7 separate regions of the Mus musculus genome follow, and all the other regions are linked to region 1. A link is a loop called in an ENCODE intact Hi-C map of the cell type or tissue named here. Cell type or tissue: heart. All regions are shown on one strand.

Evidence for each region. Hi-C counts contacts between places; a loop is a spot of excess contacts. Peaks named below come from ENCODE experiments on the same cell type or tissue, not always from the same donor. Only the 100,000 strongest peaks of a DNase experiment are listed, where the experiment ranks them.
Region 2: it touches region 1 in a loop (2.2-fold over the local background); 5 of 42 quality-filtered maps call a loop at or near these places.
Region 3: a loop joins it to region 1, with 8 times the contacts of the local background. A loop is called at or near these places in 12 of 42 quality-filtered maps.
Region 4: it touches region 1 in a loop (24-fold over the local background); 3 of 42 quality-filtered maps call a loop at or near these places.
Region 5: it touches region 1 in a loop (2.5-fold over the local background); 2 of 42 quality-filtered maps call a loop at or near these places.
Region 6: a loop joins it to region 1, with 3.0 times the contacts of the local background. A loop is called at or near these places in 10 of 42 quality-filtered maps.
Region 7: a loop joins it to region 1, with 2.1 times the contacts of the local background. A loop is called at or near these places in 7 of 42 quality-filtered maps.

The regions. Positions count from the first base shown.
Region 1 is chr4:6,989,513-6,993,512 of GRCm38, reverse strand. Tox (thymocyte selection-associated high mobility group box) reads left to right here and starts at 2,677. Exons shown (of 9, transcript NM_145711.5): 1 at 2,677-3,123. The coding sequence starts at 3,022. In heart, CTCF peaks have their summits at 2,028 and 2,236; DNase peaks (open chromatin) are centred at 2,192, 2,732 and 3,172; H3K4me3 peaks cover 2,437 bases; H3K27ac peaks cover 2,243 bases.
Region 2 is chr4:6,940,862-6,944,861 of GRCm38, reverse strand. The region is part of intron 1 of Tox (thymocyte selection-associated high mobility group box); the gene reads left to right. Among named protein-coding and RNA genes, the nearest start is that of Tox, 48 kb to the left of the region's middle. In heart, no CTCF peak of the experiment used is centred here; no DNase peak of the experiment used is centred here.
Region 3 is chr4:6,686,398-6,690,397 of GRCm38, reverse strand. Tox (thymocyte selection-associated high mobility group box) reads left to right here. Exons shown (of 9, transcript NM_145711.5): 8 at 1,428-1,579; 9 at 1,937-4,000. The coding sequence ends at 1,973. Among named protein-coding and RNA genes, the nearest start is that of Gm11802, 12 kb to the left of the region's middle. In heart, a CTCF peak has its summit at 1,604 (motif pointing left); a DNase peak (open chromatin) is centred at 1,567.
Region 4 is chr4:6,838,381-6,842,380 of GRCm38, reverse strand. Tox (thymocyte selection-associated high mobility group box) reads left to right here. Exons shown (of 9, transcript NM_145711.5): 2 at 1-20. Among named protein-coding and RNA genes, the nearest start is that of Gm11802, 140 kb to the right of the region's middle. In heart, no CTCF peak of the experiment used is centred here; no DNase peak of the experiment used is centred here.
Region 5 is chr4:6,700,355-6,704,354 of GRCm38, reverse strand. The region is part of intron 6 of Tox (thymocyte selection-associated high mobility group box); the gene reads left to right. It overlaps Gm11802 (a long non-coding RNA gene), which reads right to left and starts at 3,865. Exons shown (of 6, transcript XR_881088.3): 1 at 3,693-3,865; 2 at 2,108-2,246; 3 at 1,735-1,804; 4 at 275-378. In heart, no CTCF peak of the experiment used is centred here; no DNase peak of the experiment used is centred here.
Region 6 is chr4:6,899,472-6,903,471 of GRCm38, reverse strand. All of the region lies in intron 1 of Tox (thymocyte selection-associated high mobility group box), which reads left to right. Among named protein-coding and RNA genes, the nearest start is that of Tox, 89 kb to the left of the region's middle. In heart, a CTCF peak has its summit at 1,643; no DNase peak of the experiment used is centred here.
Region 7 is chr4:6,815,782-6,819,781 of GRCm38, reverse strand. The region is part of intron 3 of Tox (thymocyte selection-associated high mobility group box); the gene reads left to right. Among named protein-coding and RNA genes, the nearest start is that of Gm11802, 120 kb to the right of the region's middle. In heart, a CTCF peak has its summit at 2,483 (motif pointing left); no DNase peak of the experiment used is centred here.

The DNA of each region.
Region 1 (4,000 bases):
GTATTAAACTACGGTCTGCATATGACTGAACGCAATTTTGGTCTTTTTGAGCTAACTCACTATAATACTTTCTAGCTCCATCCATTTTCCAGGTTTCATTTTTCTTTTACAGCTGCATAGAATCCCAATGTGTATAAGGGCCACATTTCCATTATGATTCACCTCTCAATGAATGAGCCTCTACTTCCTTGCTATGCCCAGTTTTAAGTATTGATTTTGTTATTATTTTGTTTTTCATAGCCATATGCAGCCCCCACCCCCCTTTGCTTATTACTATACAAATAAATGGCTGGAGAAATAATTGAGTAACTCAACATGCTATGGACAGAACTATCTCATTTTTAAAGTAGTATTTACTCCAAAGTGTAGCCACTTAAATTTTCCTTAAGTGGAATGGAATATTACTACTCAGTAAAATGTAGACCTTGAGTAGGATGTTAGACAATGGTGGGTATTTAAAGTTATTATATTGATGACCATGCTTTAGTGTTAAGCTCTCTCGTGGTTAATGTACTTTTAGCTCAAATTCCTTAGCATGCAGAGCTCTCATGTTGACTCCACAGACTTCCTGTGAAAGAAATCAGGTTGCTTGCAGAGGTAAGACACAGGTTTCTGGCCCTTGGGTTTCTCATAATGGTAGTGGAAATACGTGATGTGGTACCTCCAGTATGTCCAAGGAGTCAAGACACTGACAGCAAGGACCATTCCAGCGATAAACCAGCCCATCTTTCTGCTGGCCCGAGGGCCAAACAGAAGTTGATTATGAATCCTAGGGAAGTTTATAAACCTCAAACTTTATACAGTATAATTTGTTGATGACAGAAACTTGAGATTACGTGTTTATTTAAAGCTACAGACTTTTTATAGCCCCACCCACTTTAACATCTACAAATGAATTTTAAAATCGGTGCTATGAAGCCCTGAACCTATGTACTTGTTATTGTAAAGACCTTTAATAGAGGAAAGATCACCCTTTCACTTATTTTGTGACTCAGAGGGTTTGAATGCAGAGTGAAAATCCTTCCTCATTTCTAAAGCCAACATCCATCACATTACTCTTAAGGTAAGAAGCTGTGTTCTTCCTACCCATAAAAGGAAGACCTGAGGACAACAGTTTAAGAGAAAGAGGCTACCATGGATGGAAACCAAAGTCAAGGAAAAGTTTCCAAAGGCCTTTGCATAGAGGAGAGAACCCCAGGATGCTAATTTACTATCCTTACAGGGCATCTGTTGCTTCCTCAGATCTTTGCATTTGACTGGTGCTCCTATTATAAGGGAAGAGAAACCTGGAAAAGGCTGCAGAGAGCTAGAGAGTAGCTGGCTATTACCCACCATGTACTAAAAACGGTTTGGGGTGGGGGATGGGAGGTAACAAGACTGTTTCCATATATTCTTTGACGCCAGAAACAGATACCTGTGGACATGAATTTTCCACTTTTTTACAGGGTCTTAGGCCCCTAAGGTGTGAAGCAATCAGGAATTCACCCTTGAAAGGTAAACATTGCCCACCCCTATATTAACTTCTCTCTAAAGTCTTTCTCAGGGAGAACGTAAGATGTCCGCTGGACAGTCATCAGGGTCCCAAAACTCTCCCAGATGCCAGGGGACACAATATTGCAAGTTTTTGGGGTTGACGAAGTAAAGCAAAATATGGATGATATCTTTATCCTACCAACAAAGAGAGCCCAGGGAAGCAGACAGCTGATTCGTGAAGGTTGGGGTGGGCAGTGGAGCTCCAAGAGTGCTACTGGGAATCCAACAGTGAAAGTATAATTCCAAGAGGCAAGTAACTAGCCCAGATGTGTTCCCTGTAGCGCATGGTGTGCTGATAACTGTTTCCTTATTTACCCTTCTAAGCACCCCTGGAGTCTTTTTTGCTAGTCCCGCAAGGGCAGGCTCAGCCTCTGCAAACCCTCCCACTGAGAACCAAAGCCGAATGCCGAGGCTCTCTGAGCACTAACTCCAGGAGCACCGCTCCTCGCACAGAGATCAACTGGGGTCCCTTGGTCAGCTGCACACTAGAATGGGGCAGAGGTTGCGCTCCCTGCAGGCTCCCGAGCAGCGCCACAAGACAGCCTCTCCTCTACCTCCCGCGCGGGGCAGAGGTTGGCAGTGCAGCTAGCGGGCAGGAGTAAGTGGTGGGGGGCTCAAAGAATGGGGTGGGGCGGGGGTGGGGCTGCGGGTGCTGGGCGGGGGTGCGCCACAGCGCCCCCTTGCTGTGCGAGCCCCACGGTGCCCCAGTCAGCCTTTGCTCAGTCTCTCCAGCCCCTTTGTGTGATTGTATCCACCTCCATGGCACCCACCCGGGGGTGCTGACTGGGGCACTGACGCTGCCCGGGGTCCCGCCACTACTGATCGAGCCGCATTCCCTTCTTCTGCGTTTGTCCCTCGCCTGGTTCTCGGTCCCCAACTGTACCCTCTGGGCCGCGTCCAGCCTCTGTCGGCACCCCGCCGGTCCGGGGCACTAGTGTCCTCCGATCTTGATCTCCCCTGCAACACCACACACACTCCATCACTCCCCCATCCCAGGCCTCTAACGTGGAGAAAAACTAAAAGCAAAGCAAGGCAGAGTCTCCAATAAAACGCCCAGTACCCCGAGCCCGAGCGCGAGTGCCGGGCGGCGAAGGGCGCGGGAGGCGGGGATGGGGCGGCGGGCGGGGGGGACAATGAGCGCGTGAAGTTACCTGCCCGGCGGCGGCGGGCCGACAGCGCCGGGGCCGAGCGGACCAGGCAGGCTGCGCGCTCGGTGTGGACGGGTGCGCGCCACGGCTTGGGGGGGAGAGTTGAGCGCTTTTCCACCCTCTGTTTTTTTTTTCCTCTCTCTCTCTTTTCTCTCTCTCTTTTCTTCCTCTTCTTAAACAAACCACAAACGGATGTGAGGGAAGGAAGGTGTTTCTTTTACTCCTGAGCCCAGACGCCTCTCTGTTCCGTCTGAGCTTTTTTTTTTTTTTCTGAGCACTTTTTTTTTTTTTTTTTTTTTCAAAAAGGAAAAGAAAAGGAGTTGCTTGATGTGAGAGTGAAATGGACGTAAGATTTTATCCTCCTCCAGCCCAGCCCGCTGCTGCGCCCGCCGCTCCTTGTCTGGGACCTTCTCCCTGCCTGGACCCCTACTATTGCAACAAGGTGAACACTCTGCTTTTGTCTGCACCGATTCTGGCGGCTCGATCCCGGGAGGGGGGCAGCGGTGGCTGGACCGCGATGGGGCCCGCTGGGCGGACTGGGCCGGCTCGCAGAGGCCCGTCCCGGGCGCGCTCGGTCGCAGCCCGCGGCGGCGCTGCGTGCGCTCGGGTAGTAAATATTGTGGAGCAGCTCCGGGGGTTTGCCAAACAACGCGATTGTGCGGAAAGTGACACGATTTGCTCGGATTCTTTCCTTCCTGCTGTTCGCCACTAAGGATCCCTGCTTAGGTTTGCCGGGAGACATTTAAAAAAAAAAAAAAAAAAGCGAGAGATCGAGAGAGAAAACCCACGGAATACTTTGGGGGTGTGTCTGGGGTCTGGGAACTGAGGCAGAGTAGGAGAATTCAGTTTATATTCTAGTTCCTTCTTCTCCCTCCCTTTCTTGGACAGCGGGGGCTCGTGGCATCGCTTCCTTGCTCCGGATCACTTGCCAGAGGAGCAGCTAGGAGTCGGGGTGCAGGGACCCCGGAGGATCCGGCGTTCCCACACCGTGAAAATTATTCTGTAACTCTTTTGTTTTCTGTTCCGGCCGCCGAACTGGAGTTCGGACGCTGGCCCTCGAGACCAGGACGCTGTGGGCTAGTCGCATTATGATTTGGGGGAACAGATCTCGTTTGGGGGGTGTGGGGTGTGGAAATAGCAAGTTTACAGGAAGCCAAGCTAGCGCTTTGCATTCAAGTGTAAAGCTCCGACGCTCTTTGCCTGGCTGAAGCAGGGTCCCTGGCTGGGCTACATCATAGTCTGCTGACTTGGGCCACACAGGACAGCGGAAAGGTATTTAATGCTGGTGATCCAGAATGAGAACTCTGGCGAAGCTGCCC
Region 2 (4,000 bases), 49 kb after region 1:
CTGAAACAGGGAGGAAATGTCTTTGTACAGAAGGAACAAATTAGTGCCATTTATTTTCTTGTGACTTTTGTGTGCTTTAGGATCATGTAAGCCGGTCAGGAGGCTGACGGATATTTTGACTATTGAGGGACTTTTTATTTGTACTGAAAGAAGTATTAATTGATTTCTAGAATTTGGTTTCCAATTGTGAACCCCTCACAGATACTTACATAGATAAAGTACCTTACTACGATTTTTTTTCAGTTGAAAGTTTACAAAAATTTTGTACATAATTAAGATAATATGAATACTTCTATTTGTTGAGGGAAACTGAGCCATTAAATAAGGGTGAAATTGCTTAAACCAGTTCTCTAAAATAAGCTGGAAAACTGGAGGGCTACAAATTATGCATTTGTTATAATTCAGGACTATACAATAACCCAGGTCCCAAAAGGTCTCCCAAGAATGACAGAGAAGCCATGATTTCCAGACAAGTGCATTATACATGCTAATAGCTTTGCAGCAAGAAAGGTCTCTATCCTTGTAAGGGAGGAAACGTTCACTTTCAGCATTTCCTACCATAGAGAACACAGTAATTACAACAGCACTGATATTTGCCTCCTTTCTTCCCTTGCCCTCACCTCCCCCACATCCAAGCTCTTGAATGACCCCAGTGGAATTAATCAAAGGACTTGAAACCTATATCATTTCCAAAGGCTTTTATTCTCTAATACGTTCTGCACAACATTTGTCCTCCAGGAATGTGAGGCCCTGGCATGCATCCTCATAGCAGAGAGACTTAAGCCTGTTTCCTGTACTTAAATATGCCTGTGGACATCTCCACTTACTTACTTTATAGGGATGACGTTTAGAAACAAAATATTGGATTGTTCTTTCAGAGTGGAGAAGAAGGCTAAAGCTATACTGTCGGTAAATGATGTATCCTTAATCAAGTGATCCATCCTTAGACAGACGTGTCTGGTCAGCGTTTGATGTTTTGCAGTGAAACGATTTTGTAATTTTTCCAGCTATAAGAGAGTCATGCAGAAAATCAGTCATTGGCTGCTGGTTTGCAGTGATTTAAACTTGGCATGTACCTTCATGGGATCAGTTAACAAGCCAATCCTTTTGTGTCTGTGCGCTTTGTTATTTGTTTAACTCAAGATCCTTATAGATTCTGAAGGTTTTAGGTTGTTCCACTGGGGGACAGATCTGCTTTCAGGGGTTAGAAACTTACAATTAATATCAGCTAAAAATGTGCATCTTAATAAAAAAAAAAACTGCCTTGTTCAAGAAGCTGTAAAGCTTAATTGTACTCAAAATCAGTAGATATAAATATAAGTCTGTATTTCTAGTTCCCTGTTTAAGTTTTTCAGACTCTTACTTTGAAGATGTATTTGGTTGTAAGTCCTTTTAAAGGCTGTACATCAAATTGTTATGAAAAGTTAATGTTACCAGGAAAAAACAAACAAACAAAAAATCAAAACCAAAAAGATCTGGTTGTTTTCCTTTGATCCTGTGACTTTCTAGATGATCCTTCTTCCTCATACCCTTCTCCCTTGCAAATCAATCTTGCAATTGTTGGGAAAATATGAATATCTGGATGTAGCCATGACTTCCGTAGTAAAACGTAAGATACTGAGGAGTTTTGTGGTGTTTTAATCACTTAGCAATGATAAAACACCACCTATTCTTGAGTTTTTAAATGGAGGAGATGACCTGCCCACAATAACCCTATAAGCTGTCTGGATGGAGTAGCAAATGGCTATCATTCAAGAAAGCCAGCTACAGAGCTTCAAGTAGAAGCCATTCCCTTATTATCATGAATCCTCTGAAGTCATTCCATATTGACTTGTTAAAACCTTAATTATAAAATTATTTTGCTTCCTTTTTTATTGGATATTTTATGTGTTTCCATTTCAAATGTTATCTCATTTCCCGGTTTCCCATCCGGAAACCCCCTCTCCCATACCCCCTCCCCTTGCTTCTCTGAAGATGCTTGCCCTCCCTCCCATCTACCCACTCCCACCTCCCCGCCCTGGCATTCCCCTACACTGGGGAATTGAGTCTTCACAGGACCAAGGGCCTCTCCTGCTATTGATGACTGACAATGCCACCCTCTGCTACATATGCAGCTGGAGCCATGGGTCCCTCCATGTGTACTCCTTTGTTGGTGGTTTAGAGCTGGGAGCTCTGGGGTGTCTGGCTGCCATAGGAAGACTAATATCAACCAATCAGACTTTGCTTCTTCATTTCTTCTTCCCTTCCTTTCTTCTTCCTCTTTCTCCTCCTCTTCTTCATCATCTTTTTCTTTTTGGATATATTTCTCTCTATGTAACTCTCACTGTCCCAGAACTCAATATGTTGACCAGCTGGAGCTAAACTCACAAAAATCTATCTGCCTCTGACTCCAAAAGTGTTGGAGTTGAAGGTGTGTACCCAGACACATTTTTATGACCTGGCCTAATTATTATCCTTTCCTGAGTGTTCTTTTTTTTTTCTCTCTCTCAAGCAACCATCCCACATCTGGTCTTAATATTTACTCTAGAAACCATCTCCTTGGCATGGTCATATTAATTCTCTAGGTCTCCAAGAAGGAAAGAGTTTCTAACCTCTGAAGTGTGGAGTCCCTCTCTCTTTTCACTCTTCTTACCCTTCCTTGACACTTCCCACTTCCTCTCATTGTACTGCTTTTTAATGGTCAGCTTGGACACTGAGCCTTCTTGCCTTTAGCTTATGTTAACTGTTGGAAATTGGCCCCAGAGCCTCACCCATGCTATGAAAGCACTGGGTCATTGAGACATGTTTCCAGTCCATCTTCTCAACTTTAACTTGTAAGAAAAAATATCTTTGTGTCTTATCCGAAATCTCCCAGGTTTCTCAAGACACTAGGTGAGAATGTTTCTATGAGTGGAAGACCAGAAAAGAACTGTGGTGGAGTGAGGAGAAATAGATGAAATGTGAATGACTGAACCAGAAGCATGAAGTGGAGAAAGAAAGAAATATGATAGAGAGCAGGAGGTTAGACTGAAGTCATTGCTAACACCTTATTCCTTGACTTAGGTTTAGGTTTTGAGCAAAACCTTTTCCTCTGTTCAAGGGGATCCATTGGATAGGGACATGTTTTTCCCCCCTTGGGCTTGAAGGCATACTAGAGATGCCCTGGGGCCACTTACTAGACTGCTTTTCTTAGGGAAAGTATTCATTCAAAGAATTTGAATGAATGAAACGGAGAGCAAATATTAAAGCAAAATTTAGAAGAACTCCGAAATGAGAAGTAAGAGTCTCCAGAGAGGAAGCAAAGGTTACCTATCGGCTCCCTGGCCATTGAGCTGGTTTTCTTGGGTCTCCACACAAAGCAAAGGCAGAGGGTTGCCAGACAGGGAATGCTTTCACTCTCACTCCACCTCCCTTTTCCTCAGCAATGTTCAAAGTGGGAACTCCAGATCTGCTGAATTCTGATTACTTAGACTTGCATGAAAAAATAGGCAGTTCGAGATGCCTGAACACAAGGGAAGGGCTTCATCCAAAGAGAAGCCTTTACGAGGCAATTTGGCCTCTAACTATGAAACTAATGAAGAACAAAGGCCAGGTGGAGTTTCAGTAGGGGTGAGGGACTCTGAGTCAGGGGAAGGGAGGGGATTTTTGCACATAAACATTTTTAAATTTTTATTTAAATGTTGGGGTAGAGGAAATTTCAGAAAGGGGGACCATCAAAGACAGGAAATGCCAGGTAATTACTAAACCATTACTGAACTTAACCTTTTAGAGCTGCAGTGTGGGTCTCTATTTACTGGGGCTAAATGAGCGGGTTGTGGGCACTGCTGCTCATGAGTTCTTTTTTATCAAATGCCTCTACCACAGCAGTCAGTACCAATTGCTTTGGTTGCGTTTATCAACAGTGATGCTCTCTGATTATTTAGAGAGACAAGCCATTGAGAAAACCTTGAGCCAGTCATTTCATAGCACGATTTTATGCACGAATAGACACATTCACACCCCAACACAGATTTGGTTTGCA
Region 3 (4,000 bases), 300 kb after region 1:
CAGGAAGATGCCTGGAGCCTGAGCTACAGGGGCCTCTGTTCAGGACCTCCTCCTCCAAGGCAGTTGTTACTTAGGAAATCTACTGCTGTAAGGGTGTGTTGGGTCAACAACCAGTAATACTAAACTCTTGACTTGTTGGTGACTTTTCACCCTGAATTTTGCCTCTCTCCACAGTTTCAGTGGAATAGACATGGACATGGGTCTATCGGGGTAACATGGGCTTATCAGTGGAATGGTAAATCAGTAGATCTCTAGAAGCCAACCAGAGGGCTAAGGAAGATTGAAGTAGACATAGTTTTCAAATCACTATGTGAGGGACCACCCACACATGAGTAAAAGTCTAAGGAAAAATCTTATTTAAAAATCAACCCTCCCACCATCCTGCTTAGTTTAAGGAATATGTCAGTAATATTTCGCCTTCCAAAGCTACTTGAAACTAAATTGTGCATGGTGCATTTTGAATCTTGATTTCTTGGATGTTAAAAACCATGGCTAGAATCTGCTGCAGAGACAGCCATGAGATTAATTCCGCTTCTTTCTGTGGTCACTTCCAACAAAGCCTGCTTCTGCTGCTCTTGAATTCACCTGATACGCTAAAAATAAATTGTGTATAATGTGTTTTGTTTACCAGATATAGCTATATACTTCAGAGATTCCGTCCTTGAATTTTTAATAGCTTTGCTGGGATTAAAAGTCAACACTTCATCACTAGTGAATTAAAAGAATCTTCCTGAAGTCTGAGTATTGTTTGCCAGCTAAGAGAGTTTTCAATTAAAAATATTTTCTGTCTTTACATGTTTTAGTCCCTATGTTTTCCAATGGCTAGTTGTTTTCTGTCTCTGTATTAGTCCAACAACTGATTTAAAAAAAAAAAACAAAACAGAAACAACTCTTTGGTTGAAATTTTTAGCTGATAAGAGAAATACAAATAAAGAAAAAGCAGCAGATGGTCCCATTGTGACTGAATGAAAAAAAGGGTTTTGAGTAACAATGTGTGAATAGGTGTAGCCTAATAAAACACTCAGCCACCTGCTGCCTGAATCCTTCAGGAAGGCTCGGTCGCTTACTCTGGGGCTTAACCATTAATGTGTGTTAGGTTGATAGAAACCATCAACTGTGAGAAGCTTACGTTCATTCTCCCTTTGCTTACATTGAGTTGGCTTTTCTATATTTTAAATTGTTTCCCAACTCAATGTATCTGCCAAAGGGTGTAATGAAAGGGTTTTGGACACCTGGTTAAGCGAAGGAAAGGTAAGGATAATGAGGTGATGGGTGTTTCTTTTTTACTCTAAGTCAGGGAGCCCCTTCCGCTGGTTCCTACAGAAGTGAGGTGGCCTACCATATTTGCGGGTGTGGATAACTATGTCTCTGCTCTTTGCTTTAAAAGGTACCGCCTTTTCTCAAATGTAGATTTGCTTTTCCTTCAGGGATTTACTCTTCAACCCGACTATCAGACTATTATCAACCCTACATCTACAGCTGCACAAGTTGTCACCCAAGCGATGGAGTACGTGCGTTCTGGGTGCAGAAATCCGCCCCCACAGCCCGTGGACTGGAGTACCGACTACTGCAGTAGTGGGTAAGCGGCCGGCCATCGCCACCTGGTGGTGGAGAGTCTCACAGCATGCGCCTCCGTTCGGGAGTGGGGCCTCATGTCCAGGAAGGCTTCAGAAAAGTAACTTACATACATACATACATACATACATACATACATACATACATACATACATACATACATACATAAAATGTAGAGCCATCATCTTCTAGTCTTTCCAAGAACAAATGCCTCCATGTTTCTCTTTCCTAGGGATTTAGGTCAACTATCTATGCGCTTGAGCTAGCACAAATAATACTAGCCTCACCACCCCAACTCCCTCTGCCACCCCCTCCCACTGTGATTCTGATTTTCTTGTAACCGTGTTTTCTCTCCACACAGGGGCATGCAGAGGGACAAAGCGCTGTATCTCACCTGAAAATCTCGACACCTCTTCTTTCCACTGAGGAGTTCAGGGAAATCTTTTCACCATGGATTGCTTTGCGCACTCAAAGCAGTTCTTCATTTGATTAGAAAATACAAGTTACTAAGCACTTAGGACCATGTGAGCTTGTGGGTCACCCACGCTGGAAGAAATAGTCATGCTTCTTTATTATTTTTTTAATCTTTTATGGACATTGTTCCTCTTCCCAGAAGGAAGTGTGGACCATTCTGATTTCTGTTGGTTTTGCTGTGAAGTGCTGCGGCTCTAGTAACTGCCTTAGCAACGGTAGATGTCTGGGGTAAACGGTCCTGGGTTTTCCATTGGTTTTCATAATGGGTGTTTATATGAAACTACTAAAGACTTTTTAAATGGCTTGATGTAGCAGTCATAGCAAGTTTGTAAATAGCATCTATGTTACACTCTCCTAGAGTATAAAATGTGAATGTTTTTGTAGCTAAATTGTAATTTGAAACTGGCTCACCCCAGTTTGTTGATTTCACAGAGGGATTAAAATTGGCAAACATTCATATTTTTACTTCATTTTTAAAAACAACTTACTAATAGTTCTATATTTTCAAAATACTTGAAAAAATATTCCCAAATGATTTTAATTTAAAAACAATTTGGCTTTGTCTTATTGATCAGACAAAAAAGAAGCTAGTATGGAGGGAAGCGCAAACACATTTATTTTGTATTGCAGAAAAAAAAATCCTTTTTTGTATCACTTTTGTGTAATGATTAGTAAATGTCATCCAAGTCCTGTTATGGATAAAGCTGCCAAATGCTCACTGGCATCTTAGCTGCAGAAACAGGCCGGAACGCGCTAGCTAAGTGCTCCTCTTTATCTATGGCTCTGTGTTACTGTTTCTCCATACTGTGTCTGTATTTAATCGTTTTCTTCTTTTTTTTATGAAACTTGTTGCGCCTATTTATGAAATAATAAATATAGGTGTTTGTAAGTAAATTTGTTAGTATTTGAAAGAGGTTTCATTGATGTTTTAATTTTTGCTGGCAAAAAAAAAAAAAAAAATCCATGCTTGGTGTGAGTACTTATTTAGTTTTTACAGTGACATGAATAAAACCAAATCTGCTTTTCATTTAGTAGCAAACTAGAGGAACGAATCTGTATTTTTGCATATCTTTTGTTGACATAAATGAAAAACAATTCTACTTAGCAATCTTCTTTTCCTGAGCAACACAACAGAAAACTGCTCCTGAGGTGCCACCCTTGCCAGGCCTAAGCAAACACCAGTGCATCCTCTTCCTAAAGAGATAAAAAGAGCTGTTTCTCACTTCTCAGTTCCAAAACAGTTGCCACCCCCCACCCCAACCCCCACCCCCCCAACCCCAACCCCCCCCCCCACACACACACACAAATGCTAAGAACCAAATTCAAGTTGAGTCACCCAGAATCCCAAAAGTCACATGCTTCTCATGGCATGCAGAAAACATTTAAGAATTGACCAAGGGTTCAGGAAGAGATCAAAGGGGATATGGTGTCTAGAATCAATCTAGAAATGAAGGGCTAGTAGTCAGACCAGCTCAAGAAATAGGAAAATCATGGGAAGTGGACGCAGTTGCTAGAAACTGAGCACCCTGCTATCCCCCGTCTCTGCTCTCTTCCTTTTCCACAAATCCTGGGTCACCACTAGCGATGTGCCAGTAGGGCTTTGCATAGCTCTGATAGCAGAAGGAAGGGGTGAGGAAAGGTCCCCTTCCACAGACTTCGGTCACATAAATTCATCTGGCTAGACATGAAGAGAATGGTGGTTTTGTGGAATGTATGAAATAACCTTAGCAATTTAAATACATCATGTAATCCAGTCAAAATTGAAAAGACAAAAGGCTTGCTTGCTTTGGATTGATTTTCAGACACTGTACAACGTTGAATCACTCGGCATGTAATAACTAATAAATAATGCAGATCCGGTGTTATTATTAAAATGACGGGGGTTGAGAGCTCAAACTTTACTGTCTTGATACTGTATAAGAATTCATGTGATTAACTTCCCAGTTTATTG
Region 4 (4,000 bases), 150 kb after region 1:
ACTATGTGCCAGCCAGCCAGGTGGGTTAATTAATCTTTTCTGCCTTGTTTCAAATTGTAATTAAACAAATTCAAAGAGTTGCATTGCAAATGAGTAGCACTATCAGTAACTGCCGCAATCAGGAATAATCATAATTTATAAACAAAGCATTTAAGCCTTGTTTCCAGTTAATGAGATGGAGCTGATAAAATACCAGCCTTGGCAGTTGTTGAAGAATGCTACCTTGCTTCCCCTCCAGAATGGCAAGCAGCTGCTTTGCCAGCACGAGCTTTCCTAAACAGTTGTGCTACCTTTAGGAAATAAAGTCTTTACAGGTGCAAGTTATTTGTGATTCTGACTGTGGATGTGAGTTCATCATGGAAAGCTCCACACGCCACCAATAGCTTCAGCTATCAACCGTTTGGAGCTATTTTCGATCACTGTCTTCATCACTGAGGTATTTTGGCTGGTCGCTCCTTCATCGCTGTTTTGGGGACTTTCTGGGGAACAGGGGAATACGTAGTTTTTAGGCCCCAGAGCCTAAGCACAACTGAAACCTTTCAAGGGCACCTTTGTGTCCATTTCCTGGGAAGGGCTGACAAGGTATTTCATCATGAGAACTGACAGCAAAAGGGGAATGAGAATGTAAACGGTTACATTTATAAAAGTAAACGCTTGCCTATTTATTTTTAGATACTTAAAACCTGGCCCTCTAATCCAGAGAGGGCAGTTAAAGCAAAATTATAACTGCCCCAGGGTGCCAGGATAACATAGAATATCAGAACACTATAAGCAAAAATAAATAAGCAAATATATGAGAGTAGGGAGAGTTCACAGGAGCATTTTGTGGACATTAACCTATTTTTTTTCAATAGTATAAATCACATTTGCCTGGAATTTCACATACCACCCCAGTATGTAGTAGTTTTCAATGCCTATTTATCGGCCTTAGTCGGTTTGATCGCTGAGAGGAGAGGGGTGCAAAGGGGCTACATACGAAAACATTTTCTTTCACGGTGGTTGACAGAAAACTCAATCTAATGCATAAAATAGGAAGGCTCTCTGTGAGCAAATGTCTCCAGCTTAACTCAAACCAGGCAAGCACACATCTCCATGAACTCAGCATTTATTTGGAAGGCATTGTGACCACTGCCTTGTTTCCTAGACACTCCACTATATCATTCAAGCTTAAAGGTCATCATGAAGTTCAAAGGCCAGGAGTCTGCCTGCTTCCATTTTGGTTGAGAAGATCTGTATAGGAACCAGTCTGAAAGTGAAGCTTTCTTTGCATGTACAATTTTCCCTTTACTGAATTTGTTCTGCTAAGTACCCTCCAGGACCCGTAGGTAGTTCTGAATAGGACTGTTTGATTAAAAAATGAAAAATGTTACTATTAATTTGCTTCTAACCATCAATCCCAAAACTGTACTGACAAGTTTAGTATTACTATTAGATTAAAGCCACTCGGTACCATCTCTTTTGGGCCTTTAGGGTTTTGAAGTGTGAGGGCTAATTGAATTTGTTTGAAACAGTAGAAACACAAACTCAATAAATGATTACAGTTATGAAACAGCTGCTCACTCGCAGAGAATCATTATGTCTGTTTTAAAGAGTTTTGGATAAAGGATGGCAACTTCAGAATATATGCATCTAAGCAATTCGGCTCCTTAAGATTTCTAAATCCAACTATAGTATGGAATATTAATATCCTAGTAAAATCAAACAAGCAAGCTTTTTTTTTTAATATTTCGGCTAGGAGTTCCTAAGAATGTTTCCAATATAATGACTGTTTATAATAAAGGAATAAAAGAGATCCAAAGAATTTTGTGCTTTCCAAAGATATGGCAGCTTTGTGAGCCAGGAGTAATGTATTTTTTTAAATGTTAAGTTTATTTTAAAATAATGTATTAAAATGTTTTTAGAATGAATTGTTTTAAAAATTAGACTAGTGTAAGAGAATACATACCCCGGAGGCAAATAAACTTCACAAATTACCCAAGTCAAATGGCCTTTGCTAAATTGTACACTTAACATTCTTTCTGTTTCCTTCCATACACTGTGTTCAAGAATTCATCACCTAGTGTTCTTTTTGGCAATTTTAATCAATGTATCCTTTAGGTAGCCATAAATATGATCTCTGCCTTCCTGTAGGGAAGAAAGGAGTTTTGTTCGGTTTCAGACCTAACATCAAACAGCTGCATAGCTTAGTGGTCCAGTAGAACTTGCCTCATTGCATCAATCAACATTGTAATTCCTGTTTAGTTCTCAGCTCGGTGCCTGCCGTGGGACTTACAGACCATGTTGCTAAGTAGCAGCATATGGAACAGTGCTGTTGCTGCGATGCTGCTGCAAGCGAATGGCATAATCCTGAACTTGAGATGATTTTTATAGAAAGCCTACGTTGGAGTTGCTCCAGAAACGAAAGTACACTGTAAAAATTAATGATATTCTTTTAGACAGTCTCAAAGGGCTCCTTGCTCTATCTGCTGAGAGCATTCTCTACCTCTTAAGCTAGTATATACAGACCCTTAAATGCTTCTGCATATGGCTTGGTAATTGATAGGCAGATTTTAAATTGAAAACACCACCCATAATAAGACTGACAAGTATGTAATAAAAGCCCATAACATTGCCCCTGCGCCCTGGCGCCATGCTTGGGCAACTGACTATTTTCTGCTCTAACAGCTGTAACTGTTCTGGGCACTCAGGACTTGGCTTTAAACACTAGTTAACTTGTTTAAACCCTGAATATAATCATCTTATTCCATGCAAGGCAATATTTCTTTTTGTGTGCTTCCACACCCTGTCTGAAGGGACCATGTTGCTGGATAGCCCATGACCTAGGAAGATCTGCCTTGCCCAGTTTGAGAGAAGCTGTGAAGAGACTAACATAGAGTCAGACGAGAAGGGGACAGATATCCACAGCCTTCTTGTCATGCTTGAGTGAGATAACAGAGTTAGAGTAGGAAACAAAGGAGCAGCTACGTTAAAAGAATAAGTCTGCGGACCTACCATGCAACATGAAGACTGTTGTTAACATACTTGAGATTCTTCCCAAAGGAGTAGATGATGTTCCTGCCACATGCCAAGATAAGGGTTCCTCTGTGATGATAGCCCACATTTGCCTATTTCTCTGCAGGAACCATTTTTGTTATGTCTACATATCTTGAATAGATACAACAAAATTTATGTTCAGGAATTATCTAGACGGCTATGGCAGAATGCATAGCAAGGAGGTGGGAAACAGGGATTCCTGATGAGCAGGAACTGCCAAACCTTCCCTGATCTTCTCAGATCTGCCTTCTGGGGAGCCATCCTTACTGTTTCTCATGGAAAGCTCTTCTCTCTGGCTCCCACCAGCATGCCAGTGCCTCCCACAGTTCCTTAGATGTGTCCTAATTTAAGATGGCTGTGACTGTCTGAACTGAGAGCCTCACAGGTATGGGTATCATTTAGTTTTCCTCAGCAGTGTCTTCTGTGGCTCCTGAGATAGTCTATTCTTGGGTGCACATCCTTGCTTCCCATTCTTCTTCCATGGACATTTGAAGAGCATCCCTTTTCACATTGCCGCTTGGTACTCTGCTCCCGCTGTGCAGCCTTAGGGACAGCATTGTGTTCCTGGTCCATGGACACAGACACTCTGCTTCTTCAGAAATAGGTCTGTGTGAAATGGTGAGAGAGGATGGGTCATATTATACAGAAAATAGTCGCTTGCTGGTGGATTTTCAAAGGTATTTCTGATATTCACTAATGTAGAAACTTAGGTTTTGTGGTTGAAAAAAATTTTTTTGAGAAATTACATCATCCATGACCTTTGCCTTGACTCTATTCATTTCTTTCTATTTGATTGTCCTATTCCAGTCCCCCATCCTGCTTCCAGCACCTCTTCTCATCCCTTTCTTCTTCCTTTCCTTCTGCTGTCTTTCCTTCTGGGGAGGATTATCCTTCAGTCTGAATGAATTGTTTGTAGTAACTCAGAGCCTCATAGCATACACTCAATGGTAAGCATCCATGCACCTAA
Region 5 (4,000 bases), 290 kb after region 1:
AATCAAATTAGATGGGCTATTAATTTGATTTGGTCCAGCAACTCTTATATTATTGCTTCCACCGAGTTTTATGTCTTGTGTTTATACTTTGCTATTTTAAATAACAATTATTTTTGCAATCTTTCATTTTTATAGCACACACCATTGCCAGAATGGAGGCATTTATACACTCTGCAGCATCATCTTCATTATACAAAGTAAACGAGAATGCAGTTCTCTTGGATGATCATCAACTTGCTTAATAAGAACTTTCTTAAGACATTTAGTGTTATACCCTTTGTACATCTTGCACGTTTTCCAAGGAAGTCCCACCATAGGTCCAAATGTCTCTGCAGATACTAGCTTTCCCTTTTCCCTAAAGAAGATGTCATCCAGATCCTGTAGTTCAAATACAAGAGGAAAGAGAGCATAGTTAGAAACCAACAGTAAATAGCAGGTCAGACGTGGCTTATGGTAGAGCCCTTACCTAACACGAATGAGGTCTGTGTCCAATCCCCAGAATGGAAAAATAAATTTAAAGAACACATCTCTCCTATAAAAAATATCAAAATCTTTGATTGATTTTCAATTTACATGAATAACATCATGTTTGTCAGATGGTCGACATGAGACACTACAAAGTGGAAAGGTTGAAAGTCAAAACAAATTTAAGTTACTTAACACATATGAGACAGCAGTTCTTATTTCTAGTTGGCAGGTATATGTAGTTACATGTAGTGCAACTGATTGGCAGAATTGCTGGATGACTTTTGCATTTTCATTGGTAGAACACTGAAGGAATACTAAATTTATGATTTCTTCATATTTCCCTTTAGGGAGATTATGAATTCATGACTATTTGTGATCTAGAATGAATGTATTCTACCTATCTCCAAAACAAGTCACTGTAATTAATGGATGGCAGTTGTACTGGTCTAATTAATAGTTTGTCATAAATGGAGTTAAAAGCTGCCTTGTCCCCCATCTAAATGACTGAACTTTCATAAAGGCACAAATTCTCCACATCTGGGTAGGACACTGCAAGCACCCCTGTTGGGACCTGTGGCTGCCCAAACTTGTCCTGAACAAGGATGGCTGCAATAGGCTTGCTAATGTGGAAGGGGGAAGCTCTCGAGCCTAAAAACCCAGACAAAGAACTCCAGGCAACCAAGGAATGAAGAGATGATCTTCCCAAGAAGACAGCACACCAATTGTTTATCCAGTACCAAATCATCTGCCCTAAAATCACACATAGAAGTACCATTATACAAACTAAGCAGGTTTATATATGTGTTGAAGAATCAACAGTTAAGGAAACGGAGGGCATGGTTGTGAAAGAGAGAAAGGAGGGATGCATGGAAAGGCTTGGAGGGGAAATGATATCATCTCAAGAAGTTTAAAAAATATTTTAAAAATGCTGAAGCTGAAGGGTAGTGTATCTGAACAAGGACAGCATGAAAAGTAGAAAAACAAATAAAGAAAAGCAATCTGACATACAGGGGGGCGTTTCGAGCCTTGAGGTCCTTCTGCAGCCCTTGGGAAGCTGGAGGATGTTTAAGAGACCTCAACAAAGACAACAGCACCTGTCTGCAGCACTGCCCAAGGATATCCAGTCAAGCATTCATTCAACACACGTGTATTCTTTGAGCTGTTCTAGCTGCATGAGTCATAGAGAACCAGGTCCCTGAAACGTAAGAGATCTCTTTCTTCATCCAGGACATCTTAGTCAAAACGCAATTTAGTAAGAGAACTTACACTTGAATGTCTACAGCAGCTTCAGCAGTGGCCCAACAGTAATTTAGTGAGAGCATGCAGGCTTGGGCATCTGTGGTGGATACAGAAATGGCACAGCAGGTTATTTAGCCTGTGAAATTCAACTCTTTACAAAGTCAAGAGAAAAAGAATCTTTAAAAAAATGTAGCTTCCTAAAAGTTTCCCTCTGTGTCAGACATTGCATGTTAATTGTTCTCTAAATTGTTTTTAGAAATCTACTTAGTTTGAAAAAACAATAGCCCTGGGGAGTAAACATTCCTGGTCTTTCAAGGTAGATTTAGATGCTGGCTAGTCTTTATAATCTTTGTTGTGAAGAAGATAAATGTCTGATAGAGAATGGTCTGCCCTTAATTACCCATGAGGAAACGAGCTCTCCCTCACTCTGGAAGCTCTTCCATGCAGAGGGACCTTCAGTCAGTTCCAGGTGACTTCCCTCAAGTCCTGCGTCCCAGAGGTGTGTGTTATCTTCAGCAATGAATTCATACCTTCAAGTTCTAAGAGACAATGGAGGGAAGTGGCAGTGGCCTATCTGGTATTATGACTTTGGTTGCATAGTCTATGACTCAGGGAAGCATTATGTCCCTGTGTGACATAAATCCCTTTAACCTCCCCCAAGACACATACAAACACATCACACACACATAAACATTATATATGTATTTTAAGTAAATTTATAAAATAGTATTTCCCTATTTCTTCCAGAGTATTTAGTGATATTTCTTTCTCCCTCCTTCCTCCCACTTCCTCTGTATTACTATTCCTCCCTTTCCTCCATAGTTTTGTCCTAACCACCCCCTGCCACCATGTTTCTTTCCTTCTTTTCTTTTTTTCCCACATTTTTATTAGATATTTTCATCATTTACATTTCAAATGCTATCCCAAAAGTCCCCTATACCCTCCCCTTGCCCTGCTTCCCTACCCACTCACTCCCAATTCTTGGCCCTGGCGTTCCCCTGTACTGGGGCATATAAAATTTGCTAGACCAAGTTTCCTTCCTTTCATAACAAAAACCTGTGTGCTATTATCCCCCTCTTTAGAGCACCTCATGCTCATTCCCATGGTACCTCTGCATCCCTAGCCTCTGAGGTCACATCTGGTCATAAACCAAATGTGAGGCCCAGAGCGAGGAGCCACAAATAATAACATACATGCAGTGTTTATCTGTCACGTCATGTAATATTGTCCATTTCATCCATTTACATGAAAATTTCATAATTTCATTTTCCCTTATAGCTGAATAGTATCCCACAGTGCATATTGCTACATTTATGTTATTTATGCCTCAGTTGAAGGACATTTAAGTTGTTTCCTGTTCCTAGATATTGTAATGGGAATGGCTGAGCAAGTGTTTGTGCCGTAGGATGTCAAGGCCTTTAGGCACATTCCGAAGGTTGGTATAGCTGAGTCATTTGGGGGGTCTCTTTAGCATTGTGAGACTTTTGGGAATTGCACCAGTTTGGAATCCCACCAACAGTGAATAAGGGTTCACCTTTCCCCGCATCCTCACTAGCACTGTTGTCAGTTAGGTTCTTGACTTTAGCCATCTTACTCACATAAGATGAAATCTCAAAGTAGTTTTAATTTGTACTTCCCTGACTGTTAAGAATGCTATACACTTTTTAAAGATATTTCTACCACTTGTACGTCTTCTTTTGAGAATGCTCTGTTCAGACCCATACCTACACACCACAACAACCAGCCTAACAACATAGCCCTAGTGCTACAGTAATGGCACTTATGTTGGAACAGTAAGCAGAAGCTGCCTAACTGAACTTCAGGCGTGATCAATAAGAATCACCCCTGGTTCTTCAAACATAGGCAACTACCTGTATCTCAAAAGTCACAGATTCTAAGGAGAATCTGCCATTGAAATTTTCCCACATCAGTATAGTTTCCAACTGTATTTTAAATACTTATACACGTAGATAAATGTAGCATACTCCTCATGAAAGAAACCACTGTTGAAGTAGACAGGAGCAATTACAGAGATTCACAACTGGTCAAATGTCAGAGAATGTCTCTGTGGTGTGTCCAGCCTTGATTGCTACATCTGCAACACAGCCCCTATACACAAGTGAAGAAGTAAGACTGTGAGAAGAGGGCCATGACCAGAGGCCAGGTGGTGGTAGCACAGGCCTTCAATCTCAGTACTGGGAAGACAGAGGCAGATCTCTGAATTCGAGGCCAGCCTGGTCTACACGGAGTTCCAGGACAGCCTGAGATACATAGAGAAATCTTGTGTTGAAAA
Region 6 (4,000 bases), 90 kb after region 1:
CTTTCGATGTGAAAAAGCTTATGGTCCAAATTCATATCACTGAGAGAAGTGAATGAGAGCTTACTATTCATGTAGGCAAAGAATGCATCCTGCTGAGAAAATTAATCAGGATTTACCTAAGTAAAAATTATAAACAGAAGTCTCAGGAGTCGTTGATAGGTTACAATATCTAGTTGAATCAATCCTGCACAAACTACACAGGATGATCTGTTTCTTTAAAAAATGCTCAGTGGTGTAAAAAGGAATAAAATTACATTTGTTTTTGGTCCTGAGTGGTTACAGTAGGATTATTGACTACCCTGTAATTCAATGCCCCATTTAACGAGAATGATATTAATTATGAGCACATTATTTTAAAAATTTCCAAAGCAGATTCTTTTGTGTCCACAGTGTGAAAACTCAGTGTCTGCCCATAGTCAGAGTTAGCTCTCCCTACAGTCCAGGGCAGCATGGAGGGGAGGCCAGCAAGTGGTTTGTGTGCATCTGGACCTTTCGGTGTCACTCAGGAAGCCTGGAAAATCTTTCAGCAAAAATGCTCATGCCATTTACCTCAGCATGACCTCACAGGCCCAGCATCTTGAGTCTGTCCAAGGATGTTTTATCCACAGCGCAGCCCACCTTGAAAGTTGTTATTCTAGAATATTCTTTATCCTAGAGTGAAATGTGAGGGCTCTTCTGCGTCACCGAACCCAAGGGTTAAGGTCAAGGGTAAGGGCAGAAAGGGAGATCCTTCCAACGCCTGCCCTGCCTTCCTATGCAGGTGCTTCAGATGTTTTCTCTTCACTTAGACCCTTGTCCATGAAACTGACTCAGCTTCTCTGAGGAGCATGTGAGGCTGCCATTCAAGGACATCTGACAACTGCAGTTTTCCTTGGAACATCACCATGTTAGTTGTTAGAACAATTTCAACGGACTACGTGGCGTTATGAGTTCACACAGTCTTGACTTGCAACTTATGGTCTTAGAGAAAATTTTTAAAAATTTAGATTACTTGAAAACCTTTCGAAACTGAAGCTTTTATGCCACTAGGGAGTGCAAAGCAGTCAGGTGTGCTTAGCCTTTATGCCATGGTTGTTGGTACAATCGAGAACGCACACTCTCTCTTTTTCTTTTTGAGTGGAACACATGAAGGAAAGCAGTTGCGAGAGACGGAAACCAACTCTTTTTCCATTCACCTTATTATTGAGCTGTGGTTTCCCAGCTTCCGTTTCTGTTATCAGAAGATCTGAAGCAAAGCTTCAGTTATGCAGAGAGAATGAGTTAACATCTAATCAAGTAGGAAAATAGCTTTAAACACCTGCTCCGAATTTGTAATATAATATTCAGAATAATATGACCTGGTAAATTACAGTTTAAAACCAGTGTAAGAAGCATGTCCTATTATAATGTCCATCAGGCATTTAATACCATTGTTCTTGTTTATTTCGTTTACTTAAGTTATAAAGAGTGTGTCTCATTCTTCTGAGAAATCTAGCATCTAACAGGTGTTTAATAACAGCATGCCTCTATGAAAATTATCTCAAGGGCACCCTTAGCAAAGGAGAGCAAGTCATTAAATACTAGTTTTAAAGTGACCTCAAAGCTTTACAATTAAGCAGCAAAGCTCACTTGTTATGCCTGTCTCCCTCTAGGGGATGATATGGTGCCAGGGACAGTGTGTTGGTGTTTTGAGAGACACTGGAGAAAGACAAAGAAAGGCAAATTTCTTAGGGTAGTATGCAAGCTGAAGAGAGAGAGGGAGGGAGAAGGGAGGGAGAGAGAGATATTAAGACAGAGAGAGATAGAGAGACAAAGAGAGATGGAGAAGGAGAGAGAAGAAGGGGAAGTGAAGGAGGAGTGAGATCAAAGTACAGTGTGCATGGACATGGCCTTTCCAAATTCATTTATTTCCAAACACAGTAGTATGAGTCTCTAACCGCCTCAGTGTGATAGCAGCAGATGTTCATTGCAACTACTGCAGAAAGCAGTGACTGTAGTGGAAAGGTGCTGGTCCCCAGCAGCCTGATGGAGGTATCACGCCTCCCAGAGGTAAAAAGAAAAATGGACTCTTAAAGGAAAGAAGTCTGCCTTTCTCATGGAGGTGATTGTAGCTGTGAACAGTAAAGAAGCAATATAGACACCCTCAACAGTGTATTATCCTTCATGATAATCGAGGGGGCAGCTAATGATTTGAGTGGGAGAGTGACTCAGAAGTCTACCAGACTCACACTCTACTAAGCTGTAGGAGTCTCTTATTGAAAATCTGCATCTTAGGCAGGTAAAGAAAATAGAAAGGAATCATAGTAAAAATAATTTATTCATATATACATAGACTATTTTGTTGCACGAGCTTAAATTGCCTTTTCCACAGCAACCAGTTTGGATCCAATTGAATACAATAAATGTCTTGTGACAGTGCTTGCATTTTTGCTTTGTGATTTCGGGCAAATGCAGAAAGATTACTGATGCATTCCTAGTCCAGAAATATGGTCTCTATTGATTGCGTTGACATGATAAATAGCAGTTTTACATGTTAATATTTATTCAGAGATGCTATTGCATCTATTATGAGCGTAAGTGCTTATAGAACCATTTATTGACATTCATTTTTAGTTGAGCCTAAGTTATCATTAGTGGTCTTTCCATAAATAGGCATTTGACACTTGAATATATTTAATAAAATGCATGTGCTAATTGTATTTGCCTGGACTCACAAGTCATGTTTTTAAATGGGGAAAATTAAATTGATATTTTTAAGAAATAGATTATTTTTGTTTGGGAGAGAAGTTACGCAAATAAAGACATTTTGTAAGGTAGATGGTTTATTTTCTCCTGGTTATTGAAAACCAAATAAAACAAAAATCCAATCCTGTCATTAGTGCTTTAACTAGCATAATTGGATAATGCTTACTTTTACATTGTTGTATGTCTTAGCACCCAGAATAATTCACTGCACACAGTAGACATGTGGATATTAATTATAAGAAACAATATATTTAAAGAAGAAAATACCAATCTATTGACTAATTTCTGCTAAAAAGAAAAGAAATCTTGTAAATATGGATTTCTATAAATGAATCTATTATTTGGGTCATCAATATTAAACAGTCTGAAAATGGCTTTCTAGCATTTAACATTTAAGAGAATAAAACTGAAAGCTGCAGGTGGGGAAAGATCAGTAGCACCCAAGTATGTTTTGTATTTAATGCCATGGAGCAACAGAAACACTTCAGAAGGCTGACCATGAGTATCAACCTCACTGCAACAACAGGCAGTGTTCTGGTCTTTCCTTAAGCCATATGATTCCTGTATGCTCTGCATTAAAAGGGCTGCTTTTTTAAAATTGTCTTCCTAGCTTTCATTTCCCATATTTTACAACCATCTTCAGACTGTTTGTTTTTATCCCAGGGTTAGTCAGCTATTTATTTCATTAGTATTAAGTGAAACAAGCCAACAGATAAGGAACTGTCTTTTTTTAAATCTATGTCTTTTATAATCATTTCTTTTTTAAGTAATAAATTTACATTTTATAATTGTAATCATGAAATTGCAAATGAAATCAGTTCTAGAAAGATTAATTTAGTTGTGCTCACAGCTGTGAAGATTGTGGAAATAAATATCATTTTGCAATAATGTATTCTTGACAAAGGGCATAACAAAAGAATGATTTCTATTCAGAGATAGTGGGGTATTTATTTTGCATGTTGGGGGAGGGGCATTCGGAGCCAGCTTTTCAACCCTGACCTAGTTTTGTAGCTGCTTATTATTCAGCTATATGTTTGAGAGATTCCTGTAATTTAATTTGGCATCCACTTCTGCATGTCTGCACCTAGCAGTAGGGGCTCATGATATTAGCAGTGTCCCATGCTGAATTGTATTTATTTTAAAACATCCAAACTCTCTTGGAACTCAGAAAGAAGGCGTTAATGTTACTAGGAACCTGCCTGATTGCAGCCAGGCTATCCTGTCCCGAGCGTTGCCATAATTAGTAACCACTGTTGACATTTAGATCCAAATTGAA
Region 7 (4,000 bases), 170 kb after region 1:
GGAGTTTTAGAGGACCCCAATGATTGCTTGGTAGCTCAGCCAGTAAACATTCTAGTTTCATTTTCTGGGGAAAATGGGGACAATGATAGGCCTTACCTCGTGGGGTTAAAGGAATTTGGCAAATTGCTAAGACCATGCTGGCACATAGGATGCATTATGTAAGTTTGGTTAGGTAAAATGGTTTTCCCAAGCCTGTGCCTGTTGACACTTTCAAGAAGGTTAAAATGCACAAGAGTGAAGACTCTTCAAAGAGTTATTCATACTTTGATCCTTAATCTTCTTCACATCTGTCAAAATGACAGCACTAAGCCTGCTATTAACTAAAGAAGTCCTTTCCCTGCTTGGAGTGCCGTTGTATATTTCTGTGACTAACATTGTTCTCTTTGAGCTGAATTACCTCAGTTCAAATCCCGGGGCTACTAGCTATCTGCTGTGTGACCCTGAACCACTTAAATAGCCTTTCTGTGCTTCTTTGGCCTTACCTATCACATGGCTATATCAGGGTATGGTACACTAGACCTGTAGTCCCAGGTACTTCTGAAGCTGAAAAAGGAGAATGGAGACATCTGAAAGTTTGGGGCCAGCCTGTGAAATGAAATGCCATTTCATGTCTTTTAAAATAATAAACATGAAATTAGGAGGACATAATACAATCTTGACTCCCACAATGTGCTAAGATTAGAACCATCGAATGGTACCTGATTCACAGCAGGTTTAAGTCTGTTATACTAGGATGCCTTTCAGCTTAAATATTATTTTTTTCAAGAATAGAAAATGTGTATTGCCTTCTAAAATTTACCAAAATCCTGTACAGGGTTCATTTAGTACACATAAGGTGAGGGTTCAGCTTTTCAAAATTTTCCTCCATTGATCTATTTATTGAAAATTCTTGCTTGTGCTATTTTATGGTCCGTTGGGCCTCCTTACCCTGTAGTTATTCAGAGTTCCAGCAACAACTTAGATTTTGGCACTCCTGAAAGATTGCATATTCTTAAAGTCCCTCTGTTTCAAGACCAGGCAATGAAGCAGGTAGAAATTCTGTATTACACACCGCTGGAAGGCTGCCAATTAGTTCTCATTCTCTAGGTTTAAATTCAACAGACGTTCATGACCCAATATGCAAGAGCTCCAATTTCTCAAAACTCCCCTGAGTTGTTTTGATAGTAGGGAACTGATTTGTCTGCACTTCCTGAGAACTGGAGTCTGGTTAGAAACACAGTGAAGCAGGAGTGTCAGATAAGCGCGTTAACCACCAGCAAGCCTTGCATGCTCTGAACACCAGCAGAGCTGGATTTGCTCAGTGGCACAAGCTCAGCTCCCTAGAGTAGAGAGGGGCAAAGGTAAGGCAATAAGGCAGACTTGTCCTAGCATTTCTCTTAAGTGCATTTCTTATAAAAGCAGTCTTGAACACAAGATCCTCTTTCCACCCACAACTGCCTGGTTGGTGGCTCTGATCCTTGCCAGGTCGGCAGTTCCCTGATTCCTTCTGAGACCACACATGCCTTGTCAAGACTTGTCAAGATTGACTAAACTTGTCTACTTTTGCTAATTACTAAATTAGTTATTTTTCTTGCTGCCTTGACAGAATACCTGGCAAACACAATGTAAGTGGGGGGACATTTATTTTTGTCTCATAGTTTGAGGGCACAAGTCCATTGCAGTGAGGAAGGCCCAGCTCTGGGAACACACAACTGTGGTCACATTGTATTCAGGGAGGAAACAGAGACATACCTATGCCTACTCAGTGGTGTTCTCCTTTTTATTGAGGACCCAAGTAAATGGAACAATACCGTGCCTGGTATCGTTCCAACCTGTAGGCCACTACCCCTTTGTGTGTGTGTGTAGGGGGGGTGGTTCACATATCCCAAATATCAGATTTTTACATTACAATTCATAGCAATAGCAAAATTACAAATATGAAGTTGTTAGGAGTCATCGCAACCTGAGGAACTCTATTAAGGGGTTGCAGCTTTAGGAAGATTGAGAACTGGTCTAGGGTGCTGTCTGGTAGGTGAGTCTAGATTCGGTAGCATTTTGATAATGAAGTTATTGATAATGAAGATAATCACAGTTACTTAACTATCACAGTGACTTTTCTTTACTGTTGCTCCTACCCTGTGATTGTTAATCTTCTTCTGACAGAGTCTTAGGCTGTAGCCTAGGCTAGCCTTCAACTTGGAAATTTCCTTTCCAAGCACTGAATTAGCAGGTGTGTACATTGTACCTGGCACATTTTCTCGTTGTGGCTTTGGCCATCTCAATTTTTTAACTATTTTCCATCAAAGGTCAATCACTTGTAAAGATATTTGAACGATGGCTAATGTCATTTCCTGTTACAAAGGAAGTGGTGGGCGTGCAGAGATGGTTCAGTGGTTAAGAGCACCGGTTCCTGAGGACCTAGGTTTGATTCCTCTGCACCTACATGATAGATCAGAGCTGTCGGGAACTACAGTTTCCAGGGAATCCAGTGCCCCCTTCTGGTTCCATAAGCACTGTGTGCAATGTGGTACACGGACATGCATACAGGCAAAACACCAATACACATAAAATAAATGCAATCTTCTTTTAAAGGAAGTGATGTGGCATTGTGTAGATAGTTGAGGTTTTTTCATGTTGCTAGAAACTAGAAAATTATTTTGGAAGAAAGTAAAATAAGAACATGTCCTAGTAAATATTCATGACTTAAGAAGAGGTTTTTGATTTCTGCAAATGAAAACTAAGCATCCTTCTTTTGCTCCTCACCGGGATAACAGTAACTGCTGAGCTTAATCAGGAATTGGTAGAGGGGAAAAATGCAACCTTGTATAAAGTTATCCAGGCTGTTCAGCCTGGCCTATATGTGGCGATTGCTTGTTCTTTGTGCCGTCAACAGAAGCTCTTTCATACAAAGAAAAACCGTGCGAAGTTTTCAAATGGCCTCACAGAAAGGATTCATTTAGAAGCCTGGCTTTGTGGAGTGTAGTTTCTAATGGCACATTATAGAAAATTTACAATGAAAAAGGGCAACAAAGGAGATTTCAGTTTCTTTGAATGCTTCAAATTTCCAGTTCTGGAGTTTAAAATGGAAAAAAGATGTTAAAAGGCAATAAAATTGGGGGGTTTATTTCCCAAATGCCTTCTTTTTTCCAAGCAACAAAAGCCAGCATAATGTATATACTCAGACTTATTGTCATTTGCAGCATGCAGACATGGCACGCTTGGCATTCAAAGGCCACTGTACAACTGTTTTGACAACCATCACTTCAGTAGGTACCATGCAGGACTCATGAAATGGAAGCAAGAGTGCTCCTCTGGGCCCATGGGGAGCACAGTTCATCAAGGAGTTCAGATGGATGAGAACAGCATGAGTTTCTAATAGGTTGCCATTATGGGAAGGGCCACTGACGTATTGAATAAGGCTCCTTTCAAGGCCAGGCAGAAAATATGATTGCAGACAATTTGATTGCTGTTTTTTTTTTAAAGTAAATATTTTCAAAAATCTTGAGGTATTTCTTTCCATGTAGTGCATAAAGTGTGTAAGAGTGAGCAAGTGGAGCTGAAGCCCTCTCAGGACACATGGGACTAAGGATGTCACCCCATGTCTGTAGGGAATAATGAATGCATCCGTTTAGAATGGAGGTGATGCCATAGAGGCTCGTTTCTTTCTCTAAAAAATACAAAAAGGGCAAAAAAAAGTTGTTGCCTACCATGACAGGAGGGAAATCATGCAGATAATTACTTAGAATTATGCCATAATTTGTTAAAAATTATTAATTTACAGTATGCCCACACACATAAATTATTTTTTTTAATATCACAGAACAGTCTTCTAAACTACTTTAAATACTATGGAAAATGCTGCCATTTTGTTCCTATATTTGCCCACAAGTCTTTGTTTTTGTGCTTAATTAATTCCCAATAAAACCAAAACCAAATGTGTTTGCGATTAAACATTAGGCTCTATGCAGCCCCTTCTTTGAATATGGGATTGATAAGCAGTTCTATGGCCTGTTTGTTAATG